Regions from separate parts of the Homo sapiens genome. Here region 2 is linked to region 1. The links are chromatin loops, found by intact Hi-C in ENCODE. Cell type or tissue: heart left ventricle. All regions are shown on one strand. Links, peaks and the distances in the headings refer to the core of each region. The heading gives the core; the rest is flanking DNA.

The links. Hi-C counts contacts between places; a loop is a spot of excess contacts. Peaks named below come from ENCODE experiments on the same cell type or tissue, not always from the same donor. Only the 100,000 strongest peaks of a DNase experiment are listed, where the experiment ranks them.
Region 2: a loop joins it to region 1, with 2.0 times the contacts of the local background. A loop is called at or near these places in 7 of 110 quality-filtered maps.

What each region holds. Positions count from the first base shown.
Region 1 is chr22:31,953,619-31,956,538 of GRCh38, reverse strand. It overlaps YWHAH (tyrosine 3-monooxygenase/tryptophan 5-monooxygenase activation protein eta), which reads right to left. Exons shown (of 2, transcript NM_003405.4): 2 at 1-400. Among named protein-coding and RNA genes, the nearest start is that of YWHAH-AS1, 9.7 kb to the right of the region's middle. In heart left ventricle, for the core only: no CTCF peak of the experiment used is centred there; no DNase peak of the experiment used is centred there; H3K27ac peaks cover 1,943 bases.
Region 2 is chr22:31,853,218-31,856,137 of GRCh38, reverse strand. All of the region lies in intron 31 of DEPDC5 (DEP domain containing 5, GATOR1 subcomplex subunit), which reads right to left. Among named protein-coding and RNA genes, the nearest start is that of YWHAH, 90 kb to the left of the region's middle. In heart left ventricle, for the core only: no CTCF peak of the experiment used is centred there; no DNase peak of the experiment used is centred there.

The DNA.
Region 1 (2,920 bases), core at 1-2,500:
CTTTGCTGATTTCAAAGGCTTCCTTGTAGGCAGCTTCAGAAGCTTCGACCACACTGTTTTTCTTCTCCCCAGAAGCGACCTCTGCTAAGTAGCGGTAGTAATCACCCTTCATTTTCAGGTAAAACACCTTGCTCTCATACTGGAAATCATTGCAGTTCTTGATCAGGAACTTGTCAAGCAGAGACAGGACATCATTGCAAACTGTCTCCAGCTCCTTCTCAATCTTCTCCCGGTAAGCTTTAACTTTCTCCAATTTCTTTTCGTTTCCATCAGCCATGGTTTTCTGCTCAATGCTGCTAATGACCCTCCAGGAAGATCGCCTGGCACCAACCACATTCTTGTAGGCCACAGAGAGGAGATTTCGATCTTCATTGGAGAGAGGTTCATTCAGCTCTGTCACCTGCAAAACCCCAAAAAGATAAACATTGAAAGCAAAATCTGAAAATCTTGGTAAGAAGCCTTCCCTTCAACATAATCAACAATCCTTCTCAAGAACGGAATTACGAACAGGTCAGTCACTCTGGAGAATAAAAACCACCCATGGATAAAACCAATATAGACATGAACCCTATGTGAAGAAAGACTATAGTCTAACAGAAGAGATAAATACTTGGCACCCAAAACAGAAAATCATAGGGGCTTGAGAAATTCATAATTCGGGTCTGATAAGATGTTGCTTTCACCTTGGTAGAGGAATGGGACTAAGGATAATTATGAAAAGGTTGTACAGCAGCAGTACATAATGGTGAAGAAGAAAACCTCGAGCTTCAGCCATTCTGCAAAAGATACTCTGAACAGGCCGGGCGCGATGGCTTATGCCTGTAATCCCAGCACTTCAGGAGGCCAAGGGCGGGCAGATCATGAGGTCAAGAGATCGAGACCATTCTGGCCAACATGGTGAAACCCCATCTCTACTAAAAATACAAAAATTAGCTGGGCGTGGTGGCACGCGCTTGTAGTCCCAGCTACTTGGGAGGCTGAGGCAAGAGAAACTCTTGAACCCGGAGGTTGCAGTGAGCCCAGATCGTGCCACTGCACTCCAGCCTAGCTAGCGACAGAGCAAGCCTCCGTCTCAAAAGAAAAAAAAAAAAAAAAAAAAGATACTCTGAACAGTAAGATCGTACGGTCCCTTTGTCAAATGTTCAAAGACAACAGACTGGAAGTGTTCCAGACTCTGCTTCCAGCTTTATACTCTGGAAAGAACCAACCACTCCTCAAATACACATTAACAGATGGTGGGGCTTCACAGATCAGATGGAACATCACACAGATCCAGTGGCCAGAGCTTCGCCCTGTGTGGCTACACATGGAACCCTAACTGATACTCCCAGCCCTCTCCCAAACCAAAATGAAGAACAATTCATAAGTGACATGAAAGTACCCCCAGCTCCTAGTGAAAGGAAGCACAGCTACTCAGCAGGAAGTTGTACTCTGACCTACCTCACAGGAAACTCTGGTCATCAAGGATGGAAGCATCAATTATTTTAAGTGGAAGAGTTAAATTTCACAAGCTTTAACTTCCCTTAGTTCTCCATGATGCCAACTACAAGTGAACTAGCTATGCAGTTAGTAGGAAGAGCATTATTAGACTTTGCAGTGGTTGAACTGTATCCCCCGCCAAAAGATACGCTGAAGTTCTGACCCTAGGTTCCTGTGAATGTGAGCTTATTTGGAAATAGGGTCTTTGCAGATGTAATTAGTTAAGATGAAGTCATACTGGACATTAGGGTGTGCCCTAAGTGCAATTACAGGTGTCCTTATAAGGATAGTGAGATTTTGACACACACACAGGAAGAATGCCATGTGACAGTGGAGGCAAAGACTGGAGTGACGCATCTACAAGCCAAGGAACACCAAGGGTTGCCAGAAGCCACCAGAAGCTGGGAGAGTGCCTAGGAAGGATTCTTCCCTAGAGCCTTCAGAGGGAGCGTGGCCTGCCTACACCTCACTTTCAAACTTCTAGCGTCCAGAACTATGAGAGAATACATTTATTATTTTAAACTATCCAGTTTGTCGTACTAGGTTCAGCACCCCCTAGGAAACTAACAGAGTTTCCTAACAAGAGTTCCTAACAGAGTTGCTAACAGAGTTGGTCTGGGCCCAAGCAAAGAAAATGACTTCCTAAATTGACCCAGGACATTTCACAAGCCCTTAAAAGATGGTGTGTCGTCTAAAGTAGAGGGATTCCTTAATATGACCTACTGGTAAAGGTCTTTAATTTTATTAAATCAGTCTCTGCTTATCCAAAAGGTCTTTAATTTCAATAATGAAAAAAAAGAAAGCAAAGCACTTAGGAAACCATAAAACACTAAACAAAAAAGGTATTACTTAAACCAATCTGTAAGGACAGAACCTCCAGAGGGAAAAGGCCAAGTTCATTGGGGAAAGTTATCAATAGCATATTCAAATAGACACACTTAAAATGGATTGAGAAGACTGAGCAGTGGAGTATCAGAAATCATGAACAATGATGGTTTATTTGGGGAATTAGTGGTTCAAGGACATAAGCAGCAAGTGTAATCATTATTACAGGTAAAAATCAGAAAACGTGCCAAGTTCTCACAAAGTAAAACAAGCAATTGTCTGAGTCCTCCCTACCCCCAAGCCCCAGACAAAATAAAAATACCAGCTCACTCTTAATTTCTCCATTTCCCTGTCCCCAGGACCCCTACTCTTCTGCTACAAACCCTTAACACAGGCAAAGTCTCTCCTTTGCCTACCCACTTCTTTCTTCAGTGTGGTCTTTGGCTAACAGCTATCCTGACCATTCCCCAGGGGTGCTGCCTCCACTCTGGTCAAGCCAGGGTTCTCATTATTCATCCTCACATATTCATTAGTAGTCTCCATACCTCTCACTGTGATCTGCCCCAGTCTACCATGAATCTACAATCCATGCTCCCCTTAAATCCAGCTGAACACC
Region 2 (2,920 bases), core at 99-2,598, 100 kb after region 1:
CACATCTCTGAGGGCTGTTCCAGTGGGATCTCCTGAGGCTGTCACTGGGTCTGGGCTGTAGTCCAGCTTCTCTTGGCACCCACTCCGGTTTCTTCCCCATCTCTCCCACAGGTGTTGTGCCCAAGGGCTCTCCTTAATAAGCATCCTATATGCTACACCCCATCTCAGTCCGCTTCCCTGAGAACCCAATTTGCAACACTTTTCTTATCTTAAATTCTGACACTTTTGTTACTCAATGAGAAGTAATCACATACCAGGGATGCAAAAATATGTTTCCATAGTAACCTGTTGCACTCTCCCTTAAATTTTTTTTTTTACATTCTGAAAAAATACAAACATATACAAAAGTAAAGAGGACAATATAATGAACCCCTACATATCCCTTACCAAAATTATATCATTAGAGCCATTCCGGTTTCATCCATACACCCTGCCTACCCACATGAAATATTTTGAAGTTGGCCAGGCGCAGTGGCTCACGCCTGTAATCCCAGCACTTTGGGAGGCCGAGGCAGGCGGATCACGAGGTCAAGAGATCGAGACCATCCTGGCTAACACAGTGAAACCCCGTCTCTACTAAAAATACAAAAAAAATTAGCCGGGCGTTGTGGCGGGCGCCTGTAGTCCCAACTACTTGGGAGGCTGAGGCAGGAGAATGGCGTGAACCTGGGAAGCGGCACTTGCAATGAGCCGATATCGCGCCACTGCACTCCAGCCTGGGCGACAGAGCGAGACTCCGTCGCAAAAAAAAAAAAAAGAAATATTTTGAAGCAAAACTCACACATTGTTTCATCCTTAAACATTTCAGTATCTCTAAAAGATAACAATTTTTCTAATGTCAAATATTTCCTCAATTGTCTCAAAAAAATTTTTTTAGCTGGGCACAGTGGCTCACACCTGTTATCCCAGGACTTTGGGAGGCCAAGGTGGGTGGATCACGAGGTCAGAAGATTGAGACCATCCTGGCCAACATGGTGAAACTCTGTCTCTACTAAAAATACAAAAATTAGCCAGGCGTGGTGGCGCACGTCTGTAGTCCCAGCTACTCTGGAGGCTGAGGCAGGAGAATCGCTTGAACCTGGGAGGCAGAGGTTGCAGTGAGCCGAGATTGTGCCACAGCACTGCAGCCTGGGCGACACAACAAGACTCTGTCTTAAAAAAAGAAAAAAAAAAAAAAAACCAGCAAGACTCAATTAAGTCCTTACATTGTCATACATTATATCTCTTAAGTCCTTTTTAAGGTATAAGCTCCTCTTCATCTCTCCTTATCCTTGCAATTTATTTGTTAAAGAAAGTAGCTCTTTAGCCCTGTAAACTTACACAGTCTGGATGTGCTGATTACATCCCTTTATTATATAACATGTTCTTCTGTGCCCTGTACTTCCTGAGAAGCAGAAGTTACATCAAGGGATTTGGGCAGATTTTGGTCAAATTTTGGGCCACTATTCTTCCTAAGTGGTACCGTGCACTTCTGCCTGGAGGCCCAGAATGGCTGCCTCTCTCTTATGATGTGAGCTGCCACTGATAATCTTTGCTAGATCCATTCATTCATCAGAGACTATACACAGTGACAGTCCATCATTCCTTCTGTATTTATTAGCTGGGATATTTTAAAAAGAGAAACTTCCCCACACCAATTACTTGGATGCTCTAAGGTGTAATTCACAGGACAAAAAACTAGGTGCTAGATTATTTTCCTTGTCCACTGACACCACAGTCTCTCTTTCTATCACAATGCAGTGTGTTTTCCTCCAAGCCTCATCCACAAATGCATGCTGTGAGATTCTTGCATCCCCAGTGACCACTTGGATTTGTCATCTGATGCACACGACAGTCCACATGTACTGAGTCACCTGCTATATGCTGATGCACTGACTAGGAGTCAGGGATTCTGAGAAGAAGACTGACCCTGTCCTTGCCCTTAGAAGCTCTTCTTCTAATGGCTCAGGAAGAGGGGACTGCCACAAAACCACCAGGTACAATGCATATGTGTATACATGAGAACATACATGAGAACATACATGAGGGCATGCTCAGGTATGTTCAGCCAGGAGGGGGTCACTAGCCACACCTCCATGGAGGTAGTGACACATATGCACCGGGTGGGCCTTAAAGGGTGGGCAGGAGGAAGACACAGCCTACACAGAAGCAGGAAGGGTAAAAGCACGCAGACGCCCTTCACGTGCCTCTGCAGGCAGATGGCACACTGTGGCTCATTGCTGGCAGGCTTTCCCCAGAAAGGCCTGAGTAAGACGCACATACTAGAGCCACCTTGGACAGAACATGAATGTCCATCTGCTTTGGTGGGGTCTCTCTCTCTCTGCCCTGACTTGGCTGTCATCCTCATCTAATAGGAACAGAAAAGCCCACTGGCCAGCACCTGCTGCCCAGACTGGTCCCACTGCTATTAATCAGCACAAAGCTAAGATTCCAGGGTTTCTGTCTTTCACAAGAGCCCGACTAAATGTATATGCCTACAGATAAAGATGGGAAGAAAACTGGAAGAAATATACACAGTTAAGATGGTGGGACTACAGGTGAAATTCTGTAAGCGCTTTCATGCTGCTGTATGTTGTCTGCTGTATGTTGTTTTGCATAATAAAATGGAATCTGGGGCAGTGAAAGAAAAAGAAAAACACATAAATAAAAAATTCTGTGCAAGCAAATGTTATACAAATGTTATATAAATGTCTGGTTCCCTCTACTCTACCTCTATTCAGAAAATGTAGCACGTCTCCCGGGAGCAGTCATCCGTGGCAAGGAGGAAGTCTTGGGTCTCTTTGTCCTGCCTCCTGCCTTGGGGTTGGCTGAGAATCTCACCCTTCACACTGGGGGTACCACTACCCCCAAGATATGCTTCTTCAGTGTGAGCAGAAACAGGCTCCTTGGTGCATACTAAACAATGACTCACTGACAAAAT